Linked DNA regions of Homo sapiens: region 1 is linked to region 2. Evidence: chromatin loops called from intact Hi-C (ENCODE). Cell type or tissue: adrenal gland. All regions are shown on one strand. Region 1 overlaps KCNN3 (potassium calcium-activated channel subfamily N member 3). Region 2 overlaps CHRNB2 (cholinergic receptor nicotinic beta 2 subunit).

Region 1 (5,000 bases), 190 kb before region 2:
GAACCCAATATACGAGAAAGAAAACCAACTGGGAAGCGATAGATTATTCAATAAATGGTAATGGAGAAATTGGAAGCTTGGATGAAAAATCAAATTGGAACCCTAGCTCTCACCAGCCACCAAAATAAATTCCAGGTGGATTAAAAAGTCAGATGTAAAAGAAGAAACCATGAGCAAGCTCCAGAAAACAAAGTGAATATTTAATCAGCCCTGAGAGGAGAAAGAACTGTTAAGCATAAAATCTCAGAAGAAACATGAAGGAAAAAACTGGTGTGTTTGATTACATCATACACACAATTTTAGATTTCAGTCCCTCAAAAAATATGAACTTATTTAAAGAGCAAATGTTATGCTAGAAAAAGTATTTGCAGCAAACATGACAAGAGGTAAATATCCCTATTATACAAAGCAGTCTTAGAAACTAATCAGAAGAACTTATCTCCCCAGTGAAAAAAATAGGCTGAAGATAAGGCCAACTACAAAGGAAGAAATACAAAAAGCCAATAAAATAAAACACACAACACATATTCAGTCCCTCTAATCAAAGAACTGCAAATTATAACTACAAGGAGAATTACTTTTTCCCCTCTGGAGTTGACAAAATTTTAAATAAATATAACTCAGTGCTGGAGAATCTTCTTATTGTTGGCGGTGGGCGGGCATGGGGTTGTCTTACGCTGAGGGCAAGAAGGAAATTAGACCATCTTTCTGGAAAACAATTTAACAATTTGTCACAGGAGCCTTGAGTTTGTAACTTTGATCCAGGAATTCTCTTTCTAGGAAGCTATTTTAATAGAATAATCAATTTACATCAAACCTCTTCTGCATGGTGCAGTTTATAATAGAAAAGAATGAGAAACCAAGTAAACATCTAGGATTTCAATGGCTAAACAAGTATGGCACATCCATATGATGGGTAGTTAGCAAGAATTTTAAAAAATCAAATCAACGTGTTTGTTTTCGTTTTTGTTTGTTTGTTTGTTTGTTTGTTACTTCGTTGTTTGTTTTTGATGCGGAGTCTCATTCTGTCGCCCGGGCTGGAGTGCAGTGGCGCCATCTCGGCTCACTGCAGCCACCACCTCCCGGGTTCAAGCAATTATCTTGCCTCAGCCTCCCGAGTAGCTGAAATTACAGGCACCTGCCACAACGCCTGGCTAAGTTTTTGTATTTTTAGTAGAGACGGAGTTTCTCCATATTGGCCAGGCTGGTCTTGAACTCCTGGCCTCAAGTGATCCACCTGCCTCGGCCTCTCAAAGTGCTGGGATTACAGGCGTGAGCCACCGCGCCCGGCCTAAAAATCAATCTTTTGAAAATTACAGTAAGGTAGGAAAATATTCATGATGTAATATTTGAAAAAGGAGCGTACAAAATAGCATTATGTAGGATATTACCGATTTATAGATAGGTGCAGAAATACCTGGAAAATACATAGAAACATTAAGTTGATTTCTTTGTGTTACATGTAATATTTATTTATTTATGAGATAGAGTCTCGCTCTGTCATCCGGGCTGTAGTGCAGTGGCGCAATCTTGGCTCACTGCAACCTCTGCCTCCTGGGTTCAAACTATTCTCATGCCTCACCCTCCTGAGTAGCTGGGATTACAGGCGTGCGCCACCATGCCCGGCTAATTTTTGTATTTTTAGTAGAGATGGGTTTTCGCCATGTTGGCCTGGCTGGTGGTCTGCAGCTCCTGGTCTCAGGTGATCCGCCCGCCTCAGCTTCCCAAGGTGTACATGTGATTTTCATACATGTAAACATTAAGTTGATTTCTTATGACGTTACATGTGATTTTTTATTACTTTTTATTGTATTTTCAACAATGAGAATGAATATACATATATAAATTTTTAATGGAAAGAGGTAGCATTTGTTTTTACACACTTGACGAAGCCCCTCATCTTCCATAGGAACTCATGTTTTACATCAACGCGGGGTGGAAAGTAAAGCTGAATGGCTCAGTTTTTACACATAATTTTCTCTAACAAGCGCAATGCAAGTTCCGTCTTGAAGGGCTCTCTTCCGACCCGTCGGCCAGTGGCCTTGGTGGACAGGGCCGCGGGGCGCCTTTGCGGGGCCGGAGTGCTTCTTCGCGGGCGCGCGCCTCCCTTGGAGCCCCTCTGCGGCCGGCCGCTTATGGGAGCGCCCGAGCCGGCGTGCGGGCAGGTGGAGCTCCACAGGGGACGTGTGATCGAGGCAGGCGCCACTGGCTCTTCAGTAGCCTCCCGGGCGTCCCCGCGGTGTTGCGGGGTCCGGTGGGGAGAGGCCGCGAGTCCGCGGGTGGTTCCCGCGCGGCCAGGCGGTCGTGGAGAGGCCGGGGCCCGGGAGAGGCCGAGGCTCGCTCCGCCAGGGGGCGCAGGGAGGGCCAGGTGGGCGGTGTCCCCACCTGCAGGGACTCGCTGTGGAGGAGCAGAGCGTTCAGGTTTCCTCTCGCTGTGGCGACAGCCGGAGCGGCTTCAGGGCTGGGCCGGCGGCTCCAGGGCTGCTGCTAGCTCCTGGCTCCTGTCTCGAGTGGGATCCCATTCTGATTTCACCTGCGTGATTCACAGTCTCCAGTCCCACTCCGCGGCCGCTTTCTCGTTCTGTGATCTCGTATTCAGCCGTTCTTTCCTCTTCCTCATTGGCAGTATTTTTGTGCCCTTTGACACTTAAACTGCTCATTCGTGGCTAGTTTTTTTCGTACTTTTATATTAAATAATTATACATGACTTAGCTATTATAAGTAATGGCTGATATCTCTTAGAAAGGAGAATCAAGAAATAGGGAAATTATTAGCCAGCGTGGTGGCGCGCACCTGTAATCCCAGCTACTCGGGAGACTGAGGCAGGAGAATCGCTTGAACCTGAGAGGCGGAGGTTGCAGTGAGCCAAGATCGCACCATTGCACTCCAGCTTGGGAGACAAGAGTGAGACTCCGTCTCAAAAAGAAAGAAAGAAGGAAAAGAAAGAGAGGAGAAAGAAAGTGGGAGAGAGAGAGAAAATAAAATAAAAAAGAAACTGGTAAAGCAAGGAAAATTTCCATAAAATTTGCATTCTGAAGCACTAAGTTTGGGACTGTGGGTGCAAAGTGAAATCCATATTGCATTGAGAAACCATTCCATTTTTTCAGTCAAGTCAATCCCCAAATTATTCCAAATTATTTGCTGCATTACACCAAACCTGGGTTTCCCTTCACTCTCTTCTGCTGGGAAGTCACCAGTGTCTTTTGTCTCCAGGATTTTTGCCTTAGGGAGACCCAGTTAAATGCCAGGGTTCCTTCTTTAACTGGGGAGGACTATCTGACCTTTGTCACTGGAATGAATTCCTTCCCAAGTCTGCCAAAGATGGTACACAGTGACAGTTAGTGCCATGCTGGGTGTGTAGGAGAGAAGTGACTTCCTTTCCTACAGCGGATGCCTAAGGGCATGGGGCTTCATTCTCACCCGCTCCCCCACCCACCTCCTTGGAGGGGCTGAGGTAAGGAAAAGGAAGGGGTTCCTGTAAGTGACGTCAGCCACATCTATTTGTGGGCTGACATTAGTCAAGCAGGAAATCCATATTCTGTCAGCTTTTCCATCCTTCAACTTTGGGGTTGTTTTGTTTGCCCCTCGTGATCCCATTGTGCCCTACATTTCCGGTGCAGACCCCTCCCTCAAAGGACGGGCACCTCAGCTCCACAGGGCCCCTTCTCCATGAGTTTGGTGTCCTAGGCTGGCTCTCAGGAGCGCAGCTCTTCACCCCCCTGTGTTTCCCCTGCCCTCCACTGCCAGCTTGGGGCCCCCGCGCCAGGCTGGGGTAAAGCCCTGCATTCCTGGCTCACATAGCGCAGCTGCTAGAAGGGTTTTTAAAAATGTGATTTTTTTTGGCCGGGCATGGTGGCTCACACCTGTAATCCCAGCACTTTGGGAGGCCAAGGTGGGCAGATCACCTGAGGTCAGGAGTTCCATACCACCCTGGCCAACATGGCGAAACGCTGTCTCTATTAAAAATACAAAAATTAGCCCAGTGTGGTGGTGAGCGCCTGTAATCCCAGCTACTCACGAGGCCGAGGCAAGAGAATCGCTTGAACTCAGGAGGTGGAGGATGCAGTGAGCCGAGATCACACCATTGCACTCCAGCCTGGGCAACAGAGCAAGACTCCATCTCAAAAACAAAAACAAAAACAAAAACAAAAACAAAACGATGTTCTCCTTCCATTTAATACAGACTCCTCTGTTCCCTGAGACTTGGCCCCAGTCCCCCAGAGGCTGAGCTGAGAGGGAATATGGGTGAGACATGCCATATTCCTTGAGTACCCCACCTCGTTCCATTCGGTCTGGATGCCTGCTTGCCCCCCACTGCACAGAGAGTTTAAGGGCAGCCAAAGTCCCCTGGCTGCCTTTGAGTAGTGGCCCTGGAAGCCTGCTGGCCCTAACACACCTGGTCATTTTGTTTTCCCAAAAGGCGCCTGGGAGCCGCCTGGTAACACAGCCCCTGCGGGCCCTCTCAGACAGGGCCAGACATGCTGCAACGGGCCCAGATGGGCTCTGACACTCCCACAATAGAGGGGGCACAGAACTTAGTAAAACTCCTTTTAAATATCTTAAACATGTTTCAGCTGAGCCAAGGGGAAAACACCTAGTACACAGTGGCAATCGCACCAGCACAGGATCCATCCTGTGATCAGGACTGCCTGAACTCAGGGTGGAAAAACTCGGTTTGACCCCTGGTTCTACCATTAACCTTGCACTTGTACTTAACCTGACCAGAGTCATGCAGCCTCTTTTGAACACCCTCTGGGACACTACTTTAAAAGACTATCCAATCCATTTGCAGACAGCTCTGACTTAGAAATCTCTTCCTATTATTGGTTAATATTGGTTAAAACGTGTAGTTTCTGTCTTGGGTCCTAACTCAGTTCTCTGGGTCCGCACGAAAGAAGTTCAAGTACCATAGGCTGGCGGTTAAGCCATTGACCTCTGGGAAGATGTGAGCGTGGAGCCTTGCTTATGCTCTTACTAGCAGGTGACGTTGGGCCAGGAAA
Region 2 (5,000 bases):
GCAGAGTCAGGGTACAGCTTCCAGGGACACATGGGGCAGGAAGCCGAGGCTATGCTTTCTGAGGTGTCGCTGGCAGCAGCAGCCCTGTCCTTCCCAAGTTCTGCTTCAAAGCTGCTCAGGTTTGGTTGGGAAGGGGAAGAGGAAGAGTGACAGCCAGAAGGATGGAGCCATGAGCAGAACAGACTGGAGCAGCACGGATGTAGCAGGGTTCCAGCTGTTCACCTCAGCTCTGCTGTGGACAAAGAGGCTGGGTTGGCTTAAAGCTAACATCCTCAGTTCACTTCCTTAGAGTAACCAGTCAGTTCAAAGTGGGGAAAAAACAGGGCACTCGACAGATGGATCTCAGGGCAGGGAGGAAGAGTCAGACCCACCTGTGCTTGTCTCACCGTGTGGGTCAGTTTCTTCATCTGCAACATGGCTTATGTTGGAATCCATGGCTGTACAAAGTTCTTCCAGTTCCAAAAGCCCATGAACTTGGACTTCTCACAGATTTCAAGTATTTGGACCTGAGACTCCAAGCAGGTCACCCAAAGATTCAGAACTCAGAAGCTCCCCTAATACTCAGCCTTGCCCCCCACACCTTGAGCCTGAGAAAGGAAGGAAGAAGAGGGAAGTCCAGAGGGTGCAGAATTCTTCAGTGGGGAAAGAGGATCTGGAGCAGGTCTCTGGATCCCTTAGAAGCAAGGGGCTGTGGGACTGAGCTGGAAGCCTCCCCCAGGGGTCTGTGACCATGGGGCCCGGCTAAACCCTACTTGGCAGGAATCGCTGACCACTGTGGGGCCCACCCAGTCCAGCTGCTGTCCACTCAAGCAGCGGCAGGTGTCAGGTCACACCCAGGCCTCTCTCTTCCCCTCCCTTCAGAGCTACCATTGTGTCAGGCCAGCCCGGTGCGGTGTGAGCTCCTGCCCTTCCACCCCTTGTCCTATACCCCTCTTCTCCCATGACTTGGAGGCAGCAGACAATCCTGTCCCCTTCCTGGCCCCTTGCCCATCACTCCTCAGGGTGGATGGCTCTGCCATCTCTGTCTTCCACTTAGCAGCCTTGCTCCCCTCCTCAACACTATTGCCTGGGCTGGTACAAGAGATGGAGAGCAGCCAAAACAAAGCAGTTGGTCCAGCCTCCAGGTTGGAGCTGCTGTGTGTGGATGGAGGCGTGGGGGAGGAGGGACTCCAGATGAAGCAAAAGGATGGATCTGTGGGGGCAGCGCCCCTCTTCCTGGTAGCTCACTCGTCCATCCTCCACCCAACACTACTGTGCAGCAGAGGGTGGCAGGGTGAAAGAGCATGGAGATGAGGAAGGGCCTCACTTGGAGCTGGGGGCTGAGTGGTCTGAGTGGAGGAAGGTGGTGGTGGTGTAGTTCTGGAAGAGAGGCTGCAGGAACATGCCGATGGTGCCAAAGACACAGACAAAGACAAAGATCCAGAGGAAGAGGCGGTCGATCACCATGGCGACGTACTTCCAGTCCTCACTCACCTGGATGGAGGAGACGGAGGAGGCCCAGGTCACATGATGCAGGATGGGAGACAAACGAGTATAAGCGGGTCCCACCACACAGACACACACCCCACTCCTCTCCTGCAGTGATCCCAGAATGATCTTGTTAAAGCATGGCTCTGATCTTAGTAAAAGCCTCCAGTGGCCCCACTGCCTTCAGGGCCCATCCAAACTCCCCAGTCTGGAATCAAGACCACCCACGACAAATATGAGCCTATCTCCTCCTCCTCCCACCCCATAACATAGCCCTACCAAACCCTAGTGTGTCCTCCCAGATCTCTGTGTCTTTGGGTTTCCTTTGTGTCTGGAAATCCTGAGCTCCCTTTCTCTACCTGGTGCACTCCTACATATCTTTCAAAGCCCAAATCAAACATCACCTTCTCTGAAGGCTGCCTTGATCCCCAGATCAGCATGAACTGCTGTCTGCTCTGGGTTCCCTCTGCACTGTGTACACGTCTCCATCACAGTATATTTACTGTACTGTATTGTTTCAATTTGCATGCCTGTCCCCCTACTAAGCTACAAGTTCCTAAACAAGGACCCTGATTCATCTTTGTCATCTCAACATCTGGAACACAAGAGTGTTAAGTAAATGGCTGATGCTTTAGTGAGTTAAGTGGCTGCCTCAGCCGGCCTGGCTCCTTTTATGATCACACACTGAGCCCCATCCAACCACACTACGTCCCCAGAGGGTGAGACCAGGTCCCAGATGTGAACAAATCGGTCAAAAAGATAATGCTGTCTGTGGGTTTGAGAGCCAGTCACAAGGCTTGCACAAACGGCCAGCATCTCCTCAGAGCTGCTCTACTCCAGCCTGAGTCTGGGCCTTTGTGCACGTGTTTATCTGGAGCCAGGCCAGCTCAGGGGGTGGGGAGACAGCCACTGAGCATCTTTATTTAGTCAGCAGCTGAAGAACTCACTCGCTTGGCAACTGTGCCTGTTATATACCTGGCACCATGCTACACACTGGGGATGCAAATGAGCAACAGAAACGCAGCCAGTGGTTTACAGTCTACTGAGGGAGGTGGAGCAAAAATAAGCACAAATTTAAAAATTCCACACTGGCAAACAAAGGATTGAGATAAAAGGAGGAGATATCATTTAGAATGTGGTCTGGGAATGCCTTTTTGAGGAGGTGAGATTTAAGCTGAGGTCTGATGAGTGAGAGAGAACCAGCTGCATGAGGAAAAAGTTAAAGAAACAATCAGACAAACCCACACGGAGGGACATTCAGCCGGCCTGGTCCCTTTAAAAACGTTTATGCCATGAAAGACAAAGCTGAGGAACTGTTCCAGATTGAAGGAAACTAGAGACATGACAACTAAATGTAATTTGAGACCCTGGATTAGGATGAGGGTGGGGGGTGATGCTACAAAGGACATCACTGGGACAATCGGGAAAATTTAAATGTTGAATTTATATGAGATACAGATATCAATGCTAAATTTCCAGCAGTCGATCACTGAACCTGGGTTATGCAAGAGAGTGTCCCTGTTCTTAGGAGAGACACACTGAATTATTTGGGATAAAGGGTCACAGTGTCTACAATTTACTCTCAAATAGTAGAGTGAAAGTTAATAATTGTAATGATTTTTTTTTAAAGAAAAAGGGCATCCCAGGCAGAGGGACCCATGTGTGCAAAGGTCCTGAGGCCACGAAAGAGCTTGGCTTGCTTAAGACAAGATAAGCCAGGCTGGGCGCAGTGGCTCATGCCTGTAATCCCAGCACTTTGGGAGACTGAGGCGGGTGGATCACCTGAGGTCAAGGGTTTGAGACCAGCCTGGCCAACATGGTAAAACCCCGTCTCTACTAAAAATACAAAAAATTAGCTGGGCGTGGTGGCGGGAACCTATAATCCCAGCTACTCGGGAGGCTGAGGCAGGAGAATCGCTTGAACCCCGGAGGCGGAGATTGCAGTGAGCCGAGGTCGCACCACTGCACTCCAGCCTGGGCAATAAAAGCGAAACACATATCAAAAAAATAAATAAATAAAAGATAAGCCAGTGACCAGTGACCTGGGCAAGGAGGGAAAGGCATGAGCCGTGAGGGAGACATCTATTTGGATGCAGGAGCACAGGAGCTGAATCAGGGAGACTATTAGGAGACTCTTCTGCCCTAGGCCAGGCAAGAGCTGATGATGTCCTAGAACCAGGGTGTTAGCATGGAGATGCTGAAAAACAGATGAAGCTGAGAATGACTTTGGGGTTGTGACAGGACAAGACTTCTGATGAATTGGACAGAGAGGGAGGTGAGAAAGGACAGGATCAAGGATCCCTCTGGGTTTTCAGTCTGAGCCATTAAGTGAATGGTGATGCCGTGTACTAAAAACTGGTGGAGGAGCAAGTTGGTGGTTAGGATGTAGACCAAATACTCAGTTTTGAGCATGTTGAGTTTGAGGTGCCTGTGAAGCATCCAAGTAGGTCACCACATCCTCAGCACCTAGCTCGGTAAATGCACAATACATGCATGACTGCAGCAGGAGAGGTGGAGGCGGTAACCACAGCCTGCTGAGTCCCTGAATCCCAGCATCTCCCACTTGGCCTCAGCTGGCTCTAAGGTTCCCACCCCATCTCCTCTAGTGTATGCTCCCTGGTCCAAGCTTCAGCTCCAACCCATCTCCTGCTGTCCAGGGAAACAGATCTCTGAGGCCCACACCGCAGTGCCCTTCTTCATCCCCCAGCCAGAATGGCAGCTGTCCTAGAGGAAACCTGGCCAGTCACCATGGCAACAGCTGAGCCTCAGCCTGGAACCAGCCAGGTAGCCAGAGACTGACCACAGGGTGGGGCCGGCCCCTACCCAAAGTGCGGGGTCGGGGGGATGTCAGCCTATCATATCTCCCCCCAACTCTTGGCTCAGTCTCAAAGAAGCTCTCAGGGAACCCTGTAGAAGAAGCCAAAAGCCGGGTATGCAGAAAGCCTGAGGAAGGGGCCAAGGAGCCTTCCCCTTCACCCACCCCCATCTCCATAAATATTTCAGGAGGCCATCCCCTGGGACTCAGAAGAGCAGGGATATTGATTTAGGACTCCATGCTCTCCACCACAAGCAGGCTCCTGGAATCTCTAACCCCGCCACCAACGCCACCCCTCCCCCAATACACACCACTCCTACTGTCCTCAATGTTGCCCCCTCCTGCCTGTGTGGTGCACAAAAGACTCATCACTTGTGCTAAGAGCTGCAGGTTAACAACTTGGATGTGGGCATGCAAGCAGCGGGGGGTGGGGAGGGACTCTCGGGGTCACGGCCACAGGCTGGCTGCCAACCCTAAAGGGCCTCCTCGTGTTTCAGGCCTCCCTGCCCATATAACGATGCCCCAGCTCAGGCATTTTGCCCTGGGTGCTAGCCCTCAGGAAGCAGCAAGGTCATCTTCCACCGACTCCAATTTAGGCCGCACAATCTCCCGGAAGCCAACCCAGAAGGGCCCTAGCCAGCACCCAGGCCCGCAACACAGGCCTGACTCACATTTTCCTCCCCTACACTCCTACTACCTCTGCATGTCTATAGAACGC

What was found. Peaks named below come from ENCODE experiments on the same cell type or tissue, not always from the same donor. Only the 100,000 strongest peaks of a DNase experiment are listed, where the experiment ranks them.
Region 1: a loop joins it to region 2, with 3.0 times the contacts of the local background. A loop is called at or near these places in 31 of 110 quality-filtered maps.

The regions. Positions count from the first base shown.
Region 1 is chr1:154,757,949-154,762,948 of GRCh38, reverse strand. All of the region lies in intron 3 of KCNN3 (potassium calcium-activated channel subfamily N member 3), which reads left to right. Among named protein-coding and RNA genes, the nearest start is that of KCNN3, 110 kb to the left of the region's middle. RefSeq lists a silencer at 2,068-2,437. In adrenal gland, CTCF peaks have their summits at 2,142 and 2,355 (motif pointing right); a DNase peak (open chromatin) is centred at 2,348; H3K4me3 peaks cover 735 bases; H3K27me3 peaks cover 2,126 bases.
Region 2 is chr1:154,572,235-154,577,234 of GRCh38, reverse strand. CHRNB2 (cholinergic receptor nicotinic beta 2 subunit) reads right to left here. Exons shown (of 6, transcript NM_000748.3): 6 at 1-1,473. The coding sequence ends at 1,303. Among named protein-coding and RNA genes, the nearest start is that of CHRNB2, 7.0 kb to the right of the region's middle. RefSeq lists a silencer at 2,168-2,462. In adrenal gland, no CTCF peak of the experiment used is centred here; a DNase peak (open chromatin) is centred at 2,350.